Linked DNA regions of Mus musculus: region 1 is linked to region 2. A link is a contact called in ENCODE POLR2A ChIA-PET data. All regions are on one chromosome and are shown on one strand. Each heading gives the region's core, a stretch centred on a gene start or an enhancer-like site at or near the end of the contact. The rest is flanking DNA. Distances are from core to core; before and after follow the strand shown.

Evidence for each region. ChIA-PET counts read pairs that join two places held with the same protein, here RNA polymerase II (POLR2A).
Region 1: POLR2A ChIA-PET joins it to region 2 with 11 read pairs in embryonic stem cell. The contact joins the promoter of Usp19 here to the promoter of Tcta in region 2. POLR2A ChIA-PET finds 5 or more read pairs at or near these places in 3 of 5 experiments (Patski and embryonic stem cell).

The regions. Positions count from the first base shown.
Region 1 is chr9:108,485,304-108,491,978 of GRCm38, reverse strand. It overlaps Usp19 (ubiquitin specific peptidase 19), which reads right to left and starts at 1,303. Exons shown (of 27, transcript NM_027804.4): 1 at 1,084-1,303. Lamb2 (laminin, beta 2) reads right to left here. Exons shown (of 33, transcript NM_008483.3): 17 at 6,666-6,675; 18 at 6,289-6,481; 19 at 6,069-6,212; 20 at 5,633-5,864; 21 at 5,394-5,557; 22 at 5,091-5,315; 23 at 4,786-5,003; 24 at 4,590-4,686; 25 at 4,131-4,503; 26 at 3,848-4,032; 27 at 3,533-3,774; 28 at 3,105-3,453; 29 at 2,605-2,812; 30 at 2,385-2,526; 3 more. The coding sequence ends at 1,559.
Region 2 is chr9:108,304,357-108,311,186 of GRCm38, reverse strand. Tcta (T cell leukemia translocation altered gene) reads left to right here and starts at 5,028. Exons shown (of 3, transcript NM_001311156.1): 1 at 5,028-5,465; 2 at 5,807-5,861. The coding sequence starts at 5,243. Rhoa (ras homolog family member A) reads right to left here and starts at 5,027. Exons shown (of 6, transcript NM_016802.5): 1 at 4,634-5,027.

The sequences.
Region 1 (6,675 bases), core at 54-2,553, 180 kb before region 2:
AGGCTCTGGTACTAAAGCATCTAGTCTGCTTCCTGCCGGCTCCTATTTTTTGCCATAAACCAGCTCCTGAAACTTGATCTTTTGTTTCCACCTAAAGAAGGATCGATCTCTCTCTCCTCAGCCTTAAAGATTAGGAGTGGAGGCGGGTGGTGGTGGCGCACGCCTTTAATCCCAGCACTTGGGAGGCAGAGGCAGGCGGATTTTCTGAGTTCGAGGCCAGCCTGGTCTACAGAGTGAGTTCCAGGACAGCCAGGGCTACACAGAGAAACCCTGTCTCGAAAAAAAAAAAAATGAGGAGTGGACTCCAGTTTTAAGACACGGTGATAGGCTTAACAACGAAACAGACATCACCCCTGTCTCCAGGTTCCTTCCTTCATCATCAGCTCTGAGCCACGGAGGCCTGATCTGTTTCCCACCTGTGTGTGGATTCGGGCTCCCTCCATCCAAAGTGAAGTTCTCAAAACTAGTGAGGGTGGAGATGGAACGTAGACCTAGTACTAGCCCTGGCAGCCTCAAGCCCGGCTTGCGAGACGAAGGAGATTGAACTGTAGCCTGTGTTCCCTTAGGGGAGAGTGGGGTGATAAAAATACCCTTGGACGATAAGAGTGATGAGCGGAATCTTTAGTGACAGTCCGTCCAGGCCTCTGGGCAGAGCACCCGCCGTTTCCTCCTTACACCGAGGCCCGATTCACAGCCGGAATCCCTCCCCCATGCTCTGAAAGCCGTCGAAGCGGCAGAGAAACTATCCGGAGATCCCAGCTGGTTAGAGAAGCTGCGCAGAGTTACTGAACGCAGACCAACGCCCCGGCTAGGATGCTGCCCTCCTCCAGCCTCCGAATCCCAGGCCTGCCACCACCTCCTCCAGGAAGCCACCCTCGCTCGCCGCTAATCCTCTTAAAAACAGAGAGGCCGGCCACAGGGGTAGCATAACGGCTCGGTCGGCATCGGTAGGCCGAGCACGCCGCGAGGCTCGAGATGTCGGGGCTGGCACGGCCCGTGACCTTGAACAGGCCCGCCCCGGGCCAACCTTGCGGCCTTCCCCCGCTGCGGCCAAACCGGCGACTTGAGGCCCACACCACTCACCGAGCGAGACCGCCGCCACCAGCCCTCTTCGGGCCCTGGCAACACGCTCTCGATTCCGGTTCCGGCGTCGGGTCGGTTCCGGTTCCGGCGCGCCCCTCCCCCGTCCCGGCTCCTCCGCCACCGCCGCCTTCGCCGCTGCTTCAGCCGCTTGTTTTGTTTCGACTTCTAGCTACGGCTACGGGAGGCGGGGTGCCGAGCTGATGACGCACTTCCGGCAAGAGTGGGAGCTCTTGGTGAAGGGCAGCTTTGGGGAGGGCGGGAAAGGAAGAGGAGGGGTTCCGGTGCTCGGCCTCTGCTGGTAGCCTACAGCTGATGGCGTGTATAAAGGTCCTCCGCCCCTCCCATCAAAGGCCAGACAACACAGAGGAGGTTCACACAGGTTTATTGAAAGCTCTTGCTAGCCAGGAGCTCTTTAATGTGCGGACGATCGTGTGCAGAACAGTGCTTGGCGACAAGGCTAGGCCCTAGGGAGTGGTCACTGGCAGGTGTTGTAGATCTGGACCTGCAAGTTGATGGCCTGGAGCACACTGCGCATCCTGGCTTCCAGCCCATCCAGCTGGGCCGCTTTGCCCTCCAGTGCACGCTCGTTCTCCTCATATGTGCCCTCCAGCTCTAGAAGGGTCAAGAAATAGTTCAAGTCTTTTCTCACGCAAGCCCACCTTTCTAGCTCCCGCCCACCATGGTCCTCACCCTGTAGCCGCTGCAGCTTATCCTGAGCGGCCTGCAACAGGTCCCGAGCCTCATCCCGCAGTTGTTCTGCCCTGGCTTGTGCAGCCAGAACACCTTCAGCCTTCCGCTCTGCCAACGCCCTCACTGTTTGGTATTGGTCACCTACTTGTTCCCGTAGTTGCTGCAGATGTAAGAGGCAGGGTCGGTATACTAATTCAGTGGAATTCTAACTATAATACCCCTACCCCATCCAGAGGGCTTCGCCCAACCCACTTTCTCAGCCTCCCTGGCACGGCTCTGGGCACTGCCTGCTGTTTCTTCCGCTGTAGATGCTGCCAGGCTATTTCCTGCCCGTTTCAGTTTCAGGGCCTCCAGGAGGGCGTCTAATTGCCGAGCCCGCTCACCGGCAGAGTTCAGAGACTTCTCTGCACCTGCCATCCTCTCCTGGACCTGCCACAGAAAGGCCCAGGTTTAACAAATCCACCTTTAGTACCAGCAACTGAGAAGGAGAAGCAAGTTGATCTCTGTAACTTCCAGGCTGCCCAGGGCTACACAGTAAGACCTCCCTGTCCCAGACAAAGCAAGCCAGATCCTTAGTACATGCCCATCACCTCGTCCTAAGGAAGTCATACCCGCTGCAGGGTCTGCTCTGTGTTTTGTGTGTCAACCACTGCTCCCCAGATGGCACCCTGAGCAGCTCCTTGTGCCCTCTGAGCCTCCTCCAGTGCCGCTTGGACTGTCTCTGCCTTCTGTCTCTCACCCTCGGCCCGGCTCCTGAGGAAGAGGGGAGATCAGGGTCTACAGGTATCAGGACCAGGTTTCAGGAATGGGGACCAGGCTTGGGGGTCAGACCGTGCCCGGTGCGCATCTTGCAGTAGCTGTTCAGCCCGACGCACGTCGCCCATGGTATGGGCCAGGATTGTGTCCACGTCGGCCAGGCTTCGGACGCGTTCTGCAATCTCACTGGCTAGGCGCTGGATCTGCTCGGGTGAGGCCGGGATGGAGATGTCTAGCACCCGAGTCGCTACCATTTCAATACTGTCAGGATCGGCTCCCTCCTCTATGGAGACACAGGCAAGGGCTTAACAGTCTCTCCTGCATGACCTTGGGAACACAATCTTGGTATTCTGGGGTCTCAGACTGCACATGCAATAGGAGTTTGCTAACAGGCATAAGGATGTAACCAAGGAACAGGGACTATATAAGGGACACAGACTTAGGGACATTGACTGGACAGGGACTCAGGGCCAGACATAGGGTTATAAACACATGTCCATTGCAGACACCGAGACTCAAGTACACACAGACACAAGGGAAGCAAGCACATGGCCTGGGCCACATGGGAGGCTCACGGCTGAGGAAGTCTTTCACATTCTGGATAAGTTCTCGAAGCTCCTGATTGGCCTGTTCCACCTGGCCCCTGGAAGCATTAGCCTTGTCCAGGGCTGCCTGTGCTCGCTGCTGTGCCTCTTCTGCCTGCCGACGAGTCTCAGACACCCGGCTGAGGATGCCGCCACCTTCTACCAGTGCCCGCTGCAGCTCTGCCTGCGTGTGCCGAGCCCGGCCCAGCGCTAGATCTGCCGTGGCTGCTGCCCCACTGCAACCGAGGCCACCACAACGGGGCTGCCCATCTTCATCCCGACATCCGGCACCCCCACAAGGGCTGGTGGCACAGGGTGCGTCCCCTGGTGCCCCACACACCTGCCAGGCACAAAACAAATCAAGGTCCTGTGGGAAGAACACCCACACCCACCTGTCCCTCTCCATACTTGCACCTCACCAACTCATTTATGCCCGTCAGGCTCAGGGTGTGGGCATGTGCAGAGAGCCGTCCCAGTGCCTGCTGGTTGGCCAAATGTTGGCGGTTGAAGTTTTCTTTTTGGGCACCCATTAGCACTTCCGTCCGACGCCGGGTATCTGCTGAGTTGCTCACAGGGCTGGGTACTGCAAAGGTGGAGGCGTTGGCACGGCGCTCTGCCTCTGTGGACTGGCTGTGGGCATGTCGGATGCTGTCATAGGCACCTAAGTTGGGTCGAAGGGGGTCAGTCAGCTGAACGTCCGCCTGGCCTACCCGCCTGGTTACCCAGCAACTCACCTAAGAAATTTGAATGTTTGAGGATCTCCAGATGCTGATCCAGCTGCCTCAGGGTGAGATTAAGCGCAAGCCCGTCTCTCTCCAGACCACTGAGTGCATGGTTGGCATTGAAGTTCTCATCCTGCACAGCTGTTAGCTCTGCTTCTAACTGAGTCAGGCGCTCGGTGGTCTTCCCGATTTCATGACTGTATCAATGGGGGGACATGTTTAGAGAAGCCTCAGTCCAGATCTCTCGGGCCTTTGCTCCACCCCACCATATTTTTTATTTTAGCCCCATCCGTACCGTAGTCCCTCTGTGGCCTCTACAAGCTTCGCCGTAGAGGCGGCTGAGGCATTGCGGGCACTCATAATGGCCTGCACCATGCCTAGCTTCCCCTGCATGTTCAAAAAGCTGCTCTCAAAGGCACCCAGCACTCCTGTTTGCTGCAACTCCTGAGCCCACTGCTCCAGGCGCCGCGTCCGAGCAGCCAGGTCCTGTACCACACGATCCCAGTCTCCAAAGCAAGCGTGGCAGGGGTGACAAGCAGGAAAAACCCCTGAGAAGCCACGAGCACACTGGTCACAGCGCACACCAGACACGCCTGGGCGGCAGCTACAGTGGCCTGTGGAACGATGACACTGAGGTTTGTCTATTCCTCTAGGATCACAGTCACAGGCTGCAAGAAAAGCCAAAGCACAGTATTAGGCCCTGGTGATGCAGACGAGATTGTCTTTATCTACCCTGTCAGTCCAGATTTCTCACCACGGCACTGCAGACCAGGGTCTCCCCAGTAGAGCTCTTGGCACTCAGAACAAGTCCTCCCACCAAAGCCAGCATGACAGTGACACTGCCCTGTGAACTGGGGTACACACAGAGGAAGGCTCAGAGTCTCTATGAAAGGTAGAGCTCTCATGGCAAATTGCTGGCTCCCTCTACCCAAATCTCCAGGATTTCGTACCTCATTGCAGGTAGGGCCTCTGGCCCGGCTTGGGTGACAAGCACAAGGCTGGCAGCCACGGCCACTGGTGAAGTTCCAAAAGTTGGGGGCACAATGGTCACAGTTGAGGCCTTGGACATGGGGAAGGCATGGGCACTGCCCAGTGCTTGGGTCACAATGGCACAGGTCGGTAGATGGGCACCGCCTGGGATCTGTGCCCAGAAGGTTGCAGGTACAGCCTGGGCAAGCCAAGACAGACACAACAATCAAGGGGCTCTATCTTCAGCAGAAGCCACCCAACCATCTCTTCCCACAGTCCTACTCACGGTGACAGCTCTGTCGGGCAGCTTGCCCATGGAAGCCAGGCTTGCAATAGCCACAGTGGGGCCCCTCTGTGTTGTGTAAACAACGCAAGCATTGCCCCGTGTGGGGATCACAGGCATCAGGGTCCATGGGATCAATGTTTCCACTGCACTCACACAGTTGGCACCTGCCACCTGGCTTTGATGGGTCCCCAAAGTGCCCGGGGGCACAAGCTTCACACCGAAGCCCTGTCCAGTCAAGAGGAAACCATGATTACTTAGCTTAGCTACCTGACCCTGATCTCATACCCAGTCCTGCCCACTCACCTGTGTAGCCTTCTCGACACTGGCACACAATTTGCTGGGAATATCCATCCCGGTGGCAAGAAGTAGCAAAGTGTCGCTGGCTCCCAGGGCCTTCAGGGCAGGGACAAGGCCGGCACTGGCCCCCATATGGCAGCCGTGGGTCCCCATGAAAACCAGCAATGCACCTGTAGGGAAATGAATGAGTGTTATCTGCAAGCAGCCAGCCCAACCACCAACCACCGTAGCTGCTCTAGGCTCACCTTTCACAGTGCTCGCCCCCCGTGTAATCACGGCAGCCCAGGCAAGCGCCTGTGTGGGTATCACACTCATCCGCACGCCCATTGCAGACACACGGCCGGCAATTAGGGAATCCCCACTGGCCACGTTGACAGTGGTCACAGCGAAGACCAAAGGCACCAGGTCGGCAGGGGCACTGTCCACTAGTCCCTTCACAGAGGGCACTGAGTGCTCCATCAGGACTACACTGGCAGGCTAGGGACAAGGTAGAGATTGAGTTGACAGGAGGCAGTCAGGCTGGGAAGGTTGGGGAGTGGGAGAAAGGGGCAAGGGACCCCAATCTGAGAGTGTGGGATCCAAGTCAGAGCAGAGGAATAGAAGAGGCAAAACCAGAGGAAAGAAGGAGACTCGGAATGGGAATGGGAAAAGATTACGGGAGGCCGAGAGACAGACAAATACCTTGACAGCCTGCAGGGCCAAAGCCATAGTAGCCAGTAGCACAGACATCACAACGGCGTCCAACCACTCCAGGTTTGCACCGGCACTGGCCACCGTGAGGACTGCATTCAGAACTCAGTGAGCCTTGAGGGTCACACTGACATGCTATGAGAAGAAGAACAGATTGCAGATCAGCCTAGGGCCCAACCTCTGCCTACCCAACCATCGCAAGAATACTTACGCAAGGCGCCATTGTAGATCAAGGCGGACACGCTGATGAGGAGGGGGGCACAGGTCTCAGATAGAGGGGCCTTGCTGGGCATCAGACCTTCCTCATGGCAGCGGTAGCGTTCAAAGGTGGTACGGCGCTCCAGAGCAGCAGCATCGCCCCCACTAAACATCTCTAGCACCAAGACGTGGGGCTGCAGGACCAGCTGAAGAGATGGGCAAGAATGTATCTCACATAGGACCACATCAGTGCTGCCAGAGGACTGCCTTAGCACCGACAGGGGCCTGCCTTTCCTTGTCACAGACCCTTCCCAATCATCACCACCGCCATTATCTCCACCCCGAAGGCCCTGCCACCATGGCTGATATGAGCAAGAGGGTTTTGTTCACCGAGTCAATG
Region 2 (6,830 bases), core at 3,779-6,278:
ATGAGACCCTGTCTCTCAAAAAATTTTTTGCAGATCATATTATTACCCAACTTCAAAACAAGACAACAAATCTAACACCTGATAGGTATTCCACCTCAGAACAACCAAAGCCAGGCAAGGCTTGGTGGCTCATGTCTATAACCCTAAGAAGCTAAAACAAGGATTTCCGGGACTTGGGAGGCAGAGGCAAATGGATCTCTGTGAGTTAGAAGCCAGTCTGGTCTACAGGACAAGTTTCCAGACAGACAAGAGAAATGCTGTCTCAAAAATAAAATGAAAACCCCAAAAGAATAAAACAAACAAACAAAACAAAAAACACACAAAAAGAACAAGCCCAAGGAATTTCTCATACTACATGATCTGGCCTCTGCCCATCTCTCTAAACCCATTTTACCTCCCACTCTTTCATTAGCTGCTTGTTCTCCTCTTATCTGCATTTGAAATTTAAGATTCTATTATAAACAAATCTGAATATATTTCCTCTATCTACCCCCCCCCCAGCCAGGGGTGGGGGTTAGGGGTGGGTGATGTCAGATGCTAGTAGTATCCCGCTTGGGAAGTGGGAGCAAACAACTGGGATGAGTTTAAGCTCAACCTAGCTCTATTAGCAAAAACCTTTCTCAAGACATCCCAACCCCTATTCCCAAATCAAGTTCAGTTTGGTATTAACCAAAGCTTAGTTACAACTTAATGGTCCTTTATTTCACACGTCTATCACTTAGAATTAAAAAGGCACAGTCAGAAGAAAAATTTTAAGTACATTCAGATTCATTTGACAGCGCAAACACCAATAATAATAAGCAGCTTTATTGCCTAGCTTGTTTTCAATAACACAGTCTACATAATTATGAATATACAACCCTTCACTTAGAATACTAGAGCACCATAGGTTAAAAATAAGTCTGGGATGGTGGCTCACACCTATATTTCCTGCACTAGAGACTGAAGCAGGGAGCTGGAAAGATGGCTCAGCGGTTAAGAGCACACTGCTCTTCCAGAGGACCTGAGTTCAATTCCCAGCAACCACATGGTGGCTCACAACCATCTGTAATGGGATCCACCACCCTCTTCTGGTGTGTCTGAAGACAGCTACAGTGTACTCACATAAATAAAATAAATAAATCTTGAAAGAGAGAGAGAGAGACTGAAGCAGACAGGATTGCCTCACTTGTGAGGTCAGCCTGGACTACAAAGCTCCAAGCCAGACAGAGCTTGTCTCCAATCAAACAAAAAGTCACCAGAATTAGGGATTTTACAATAATTAATTTCAAATTACTTTCAAAACTTATTGTCACCAATATCTAATGTCACCAAAACACTAACAGTAAGTAAGATGCATACTTAAATATTGTAAGTTTGGTATGGTGGCTCATACCTGCAACCCCTGCAATCCCAGCACTCAGGAGGGCTAAACTAAACTAAGGGAGAACGGCTACAAACTCAAGACCAATCTGGGCCACAGTGTAAGTTTCCAAGCTAACCTCACCTAGAGTGTAACTGCCTCCAAAATAAATAAATAAATAAAACGAACTTGGTTACAGTCAGGCCTCATAGCTGTAAACCCAGTTACTGGGGAGACTGAGGAAGGTTGAAAGCTGCAGGTGAGTTCATAATTACGCCCTGACAATGTAATAAGACTACCTCAAAAGTAAAATCAGGGTTCAGGACGTACTTCAGCAGCAGAGCCCTTGCCTAGGATATGTAATGCCCCGGGTTAAAGCTTCAGGCTGAAAAGTAACCAATCAGTTAAGATAGAGAGAGGCTAATCGTATAGCTACCAATCAAAGTTAGGTTTCATTCCCAGTAACAAAAGACAGATAGGTAACGTACATTCTTAATGCTTTGGTGCAACAATTGAGTTCCACTGGATAGAATTAAGAGGAACATTTTTTTTTTTTGAAGCAGGATTTTGTTATATAGCCTAAGCTGGTCTCAAATCTGAAATCCTCCTAATGCCTGGAGTGTTTCATTACAGGTTTGTCACCTCACCTACTTCCTATTTTTATATTCAACATTTATGCACAATTTGTCATCATTGCTAGTAGCTATGATACAATAGAACTAAGTATGCTGTCTATAAAAACCCTCTGATCTTAAATTAGTCTTTCAATGAAGTTAACTGATCTTTTGGCTCTTTAAGGACAAGTCAAAAGACTAGTTTGGCTTTTCTTACTTGACCTCTTCTTACTACTTCAACCCCACCCATGGACTAAGAAGCGCCTGAAGATCTGTTTTTGTTTTTTATTCCCGAGACAGGGTTTCTCTGTGCAGCCCTCGTTGTCCTGGAACTCACTTTGTAGACCAGGCTGGCCTCGAACTCAGAAATCCGCCTGCTGGGATTAAAGGCGTGTGCCACCACACCCAGCTCTGAAGATCTGTTTTCACTCTTCTAGTAACTTACTTACACCCCTAATAGAGCAAGATGGACTTTTTAAAGGACTATGAAATCACTCCAACAAAACCACTCTCACACATGTACAGACCATGGTCTACTTGATACATGCAAATTCTCACCAATTCCATTTAAAACTGACTCAAAGGAGTCTTGAAAACATTCTAGCTGGACCTCATTACCTTATCTTTGCTAACAGTAAACTCTCAAAACCCGGTCCTTAAGAAAACCAACACACTCAAAGGCAAGGCCTAGCCAGAAAGGAACTACTTACAAAAACATGAAATTTGTTTCCCAAATATGCATAATCTGCATGGTAAAGAACCTGAAGTAACCTGGAAATTCTGATTTTAACTGACAGCACATGGAGAATAACAGAAAAAAAAATAGTTGTAGTCTAACTAGATGTATGACCTTCAAACATTTTAAGTCTCAGCAGGAATGGTGGCACACACCCAGTGATCCCAGCACTGTTCCGGAGGCAGCACTAGGAGCATGTGGAAATTAGAGACCAGCTTTATCTACAAATTAAGTTCCAGGTCTCAGGTCAGACCCAGTGTCTTTTTTTTTTTTTTTAAATTAAGTCTTAGGTCAGTGGTTCTTCTGGTATTATCACACCCACTGTTCTCTCTGCGGAGTAATAAGCCTTTCTCAAGAAAGAGAGAGAGAGACAGACAGACAGACACACACACACACACACACACACACACAGAAGGAAAGAGAAAAAAATTCCCTAAGCTCAGTTCCCACACCTACAAACGGAATTGGTTTGTAAATCCTAAAGTTTTTTTTTTCCTCCCCAGTCTAAAATACTACATCTATTGGGGGTACAATCAGTAGAGTGGATGTTCCTATTCTCCTGTTCAGTAGATTTTTGAGTAGAAGCTATGTAAGTTGAGCACTAGAGTTTGATCCCAAGTTGTAAGGCTGAAATGCAGCTCAGAGATACAGCACCTGTTCACTGTGTCCCAAGCCAACACCAAAGAGGAAAATAAAATAGGAAAAAAACAAGCTCCATATATTTTATGTCCCTAAGAAACGTCACTGCTCCGGAGAAATACTCCAAACAACATCTCAGAGTCTTCAATATTAAGACCTGATCTTGTTTTCTTAGTTTAATAATACGTGAGTCAAATGCTCAAACTAGCCAATGAAAGGTGAAAAAAACATTCCACATGGTACATACACATTTGGGCACGTGACACTAAGTGGCTAAAAATTCTCACCACATACCGCATCCTAAAATATAAGTTTTCCCCTTTCAGACTGGCATGGGGGATGTACATTATACGTGTACTACATATTATACATATATAATGTTATATATAACATGCAAAAAGCACTTATTTCAAAATATACCAGAAGACAAAACCAAATAAATAACTAATAGGTCAAAATTTAGTGATGACTATTAGAAAATACAAGTAGAACCAATTCTGGGGCAAAAAAGAAAAAAAATGGTGTCAAATTTTCCACTATCAGCTACTAAACATGAACTTTTTTTTTTTTAAATCAACTTGCCTGCAAAAAATGCAATTTTACGAAACCGACCTGAAAAGGGGAACCCATCAGTGATTCTTAATTGAAGTAATAACTTTAAGCAGAAATGCATCTATTTTGATGCAACCTCGCCAAATTATTATGTGTTTTTTCGACTGGAAAATACCTTCCCCCATAGAGTCATAACCGCTAAGATTTCAAAACAATCTTTTACTTACACAATCTCCAATAATACGGCACTCAAAACAGAAAATCCACCCAAACCCTCACTGTCTTCACCCGGTATAGAACGGGATTAATAATCCACGTTCAATGCAAAAGGCAAAATGGAGTTGTAAAAGAGTTTCTTGCCTAGTCCAACTCCCGACAGCCACACGCGCTTCGCAGTGGCAGGCTACCCCAGCGCGGTCGCGGACCGGCCGGGAGCCCCCGCCCAGCCCGGCGCAACCCTGAGAGGAAGCGACGAGGAGGGCGGGCGGCTAGGGCTCCACCAGGCCCGGCCGGGCGGGGGAAGGGGGACTGGAGGCGGCGGGGCGCGCTTCCGGGGACTGCGCGGGCGGGGCCGCCGCCTCGGGCGCGGGGCCCCAGGTCAGGGGCCGGGGCGAGGGGCTGCGGGCCGAGAGCAGCAGGTGGGGCGCGACCGCGGGCAGGCGACGGGCCGGAGGCCGGAAAAGTGCTTGCCGATCAGCCGACCAGCCGGGCCCGGAGCCGAGGCGGCTGGAGGGAAATGCTCCTGCTCACCTCAAGGCGAGGACTCCGAGTCCGGCCTCTTCGCGCTGAGGACGCTTGTCCGCGAGTCCGCGAGCTCCGAGCCAAGGACGGGCAGCTCCGTGGGAGACGGCGGGCTATGGAGAGAACCGACGGAGGACCGCGGGCGGCGGGCGGGGAGCGCGAGCGAACGAGGGCGGGCGGTGGCGGGAGGGCGGGGAGCGACGTGCGCGGCCCCGAGCGCCCTGCGGGCTCGAGCTGGCGCCAGTCGCGGCCCCGCGCACGCGCGCACACTCTCAGTTCAGCCACGATTGCTCAAGAACGCATCCACGCCCTGAGAGCTAGACGCTTAACCAATCATGGCAGACGCGTGGAGCATGACGGGAACACCGGGGCTATAAAAGAGCGAGTTGCTATTTTATCCTCACCGAATCACTCATCCTTTAAGCAAGCAGGGTGGGGCTGGGTGCGCCTGCGCGGTTTTAAAAACCCCTCCCCAAACTGCCAACACTTCGCGCAAGCGAAGTAGATCTTCCTTGCCTTGTATTACGCGTGCGCACTGACAGGCCTAACCCCGGAAGACCATACGCTTGCGCAGTAAGAACTACGGTGACAGTACTCCCGGTGGGGCGCTGGCCAGTCATGGCGGAGCCTTGGGCCGGGCAGTTTCTGCAAGCTTTGCCCGCCACGGTGCTCGGAGCGCTGGGCACCCTGGGCAGCGACTTTCTGCGGGAGTGGGAGACACAAGACATGCGAGTGACTCTCTTCAAGCTGCTCCTGCTGTGGTTGGTGTTAAGTCTCCTGGGCATCCAGCTGGCCTGGGGGTTCTACGGGAACACAGTGACCGGGTTGTATCACCGTCCAGGTGAGGCTCCCTACGAACCTCCTTGGCCCGGCTGTCCCTACCACCACCATACTGTACCATTGGGTTCTCCTGTGTCCACATAGACTACCACTGGTCCTCCAGGAGCCTCACTGTACCCAGACTTACAACCCCGTACCATTTTACACCACAAGCCCCTCATGCCCATCATCACGTTGTTAACTGTTTCTCAAAACCCTTCCTGGACAATACCACTAGTCCCTAGTATCCCAGCCTCAATCTCTATTAAACTATACCAGTGGCCCCTGACCTGACCTGGGCTATTGCCTGCTCAGATCCCCACCCTCAGCCTCCTGCAGCTATGGGTGTGTTCCTGCCTCCAGGTCTGGGTGGCCAGAATGGATCCACACCTGATGGCTCCACACATTTCTCTTCATGGTGAGTAAATCTCTGTCTATCCCAACCCCATGCTTGACAGGCAGAGAACTCTCAGCATGTGAGTGCACCAGCTTAGTGGCTGTGCAAGAATCCTTCAAGGCTAATGGTAGAGCTCAGGATTCCAGTTGGGGGTTCCCAGTGGCTTTAGAGCCTCTCATCAGCATGTTCAGTGGGGATGGATGGTGGTGTTACCTTAATTTCAGAAAGGTGATGTGCCAGGTCTATTGAAAACAAATCCCTTGGTTGGGAAGTCTTTCTTTAGGAAGGCAAGAACATCTATTCTAGGCAAGTACTGTACCACTGGAGCTATAACCCCCAGCCTAACAGTCTCTATTCTTAGCATACGACCTCATCAAGTCAACCTCCTAATCTCTAAAAACAACAGCTTACTTATCAGGACATTTCATTCAGCTAATCTCTGAGCTTCTACCACACGGCAGAGGTCACAGTACACCAGAAAACAAGGACAACTCAGACTCTGCCAGGCAGTGGTGGCGCACACCTTTAATCTGAGCACTTGGGAGGCAGAGGCAGGTGGATTTCTGAGTTCGAGGCTAGCCTGGTCTACAGAGTGTGTTCCAGGACAGCCAGGGCTTCACAGAGAAACCCTGTCTCAAAACACCAAAAAAAAAAAAAAAAAAGAAAAGAAAAGAAAAAGAAATAGATAAAACAAGACCCAGTAGCAAGGGGAAATGTAACTTTAGGAGACTAGATCAGGCTGTGATGGTGAACTTGGAGCACAAGGGCAGAAGGAACAGTTGAGGGGCTGATTCAGCAGGACAGTTGCCTGATCTAATTTGCCTTTATAAGCTTCTTCTTATGGCAAGTCGACAAAGGGCTTCAAGAGTGAAAGCAATACATGGATTAGGAAGGTGACCACTGTCTTAGCTAAGCACCATAAGGTAGGAGAATAGTAGACCCAGCAGGGACTACAAGAGATTAGTAAAGAAGTCTAGATTCTACTATAAG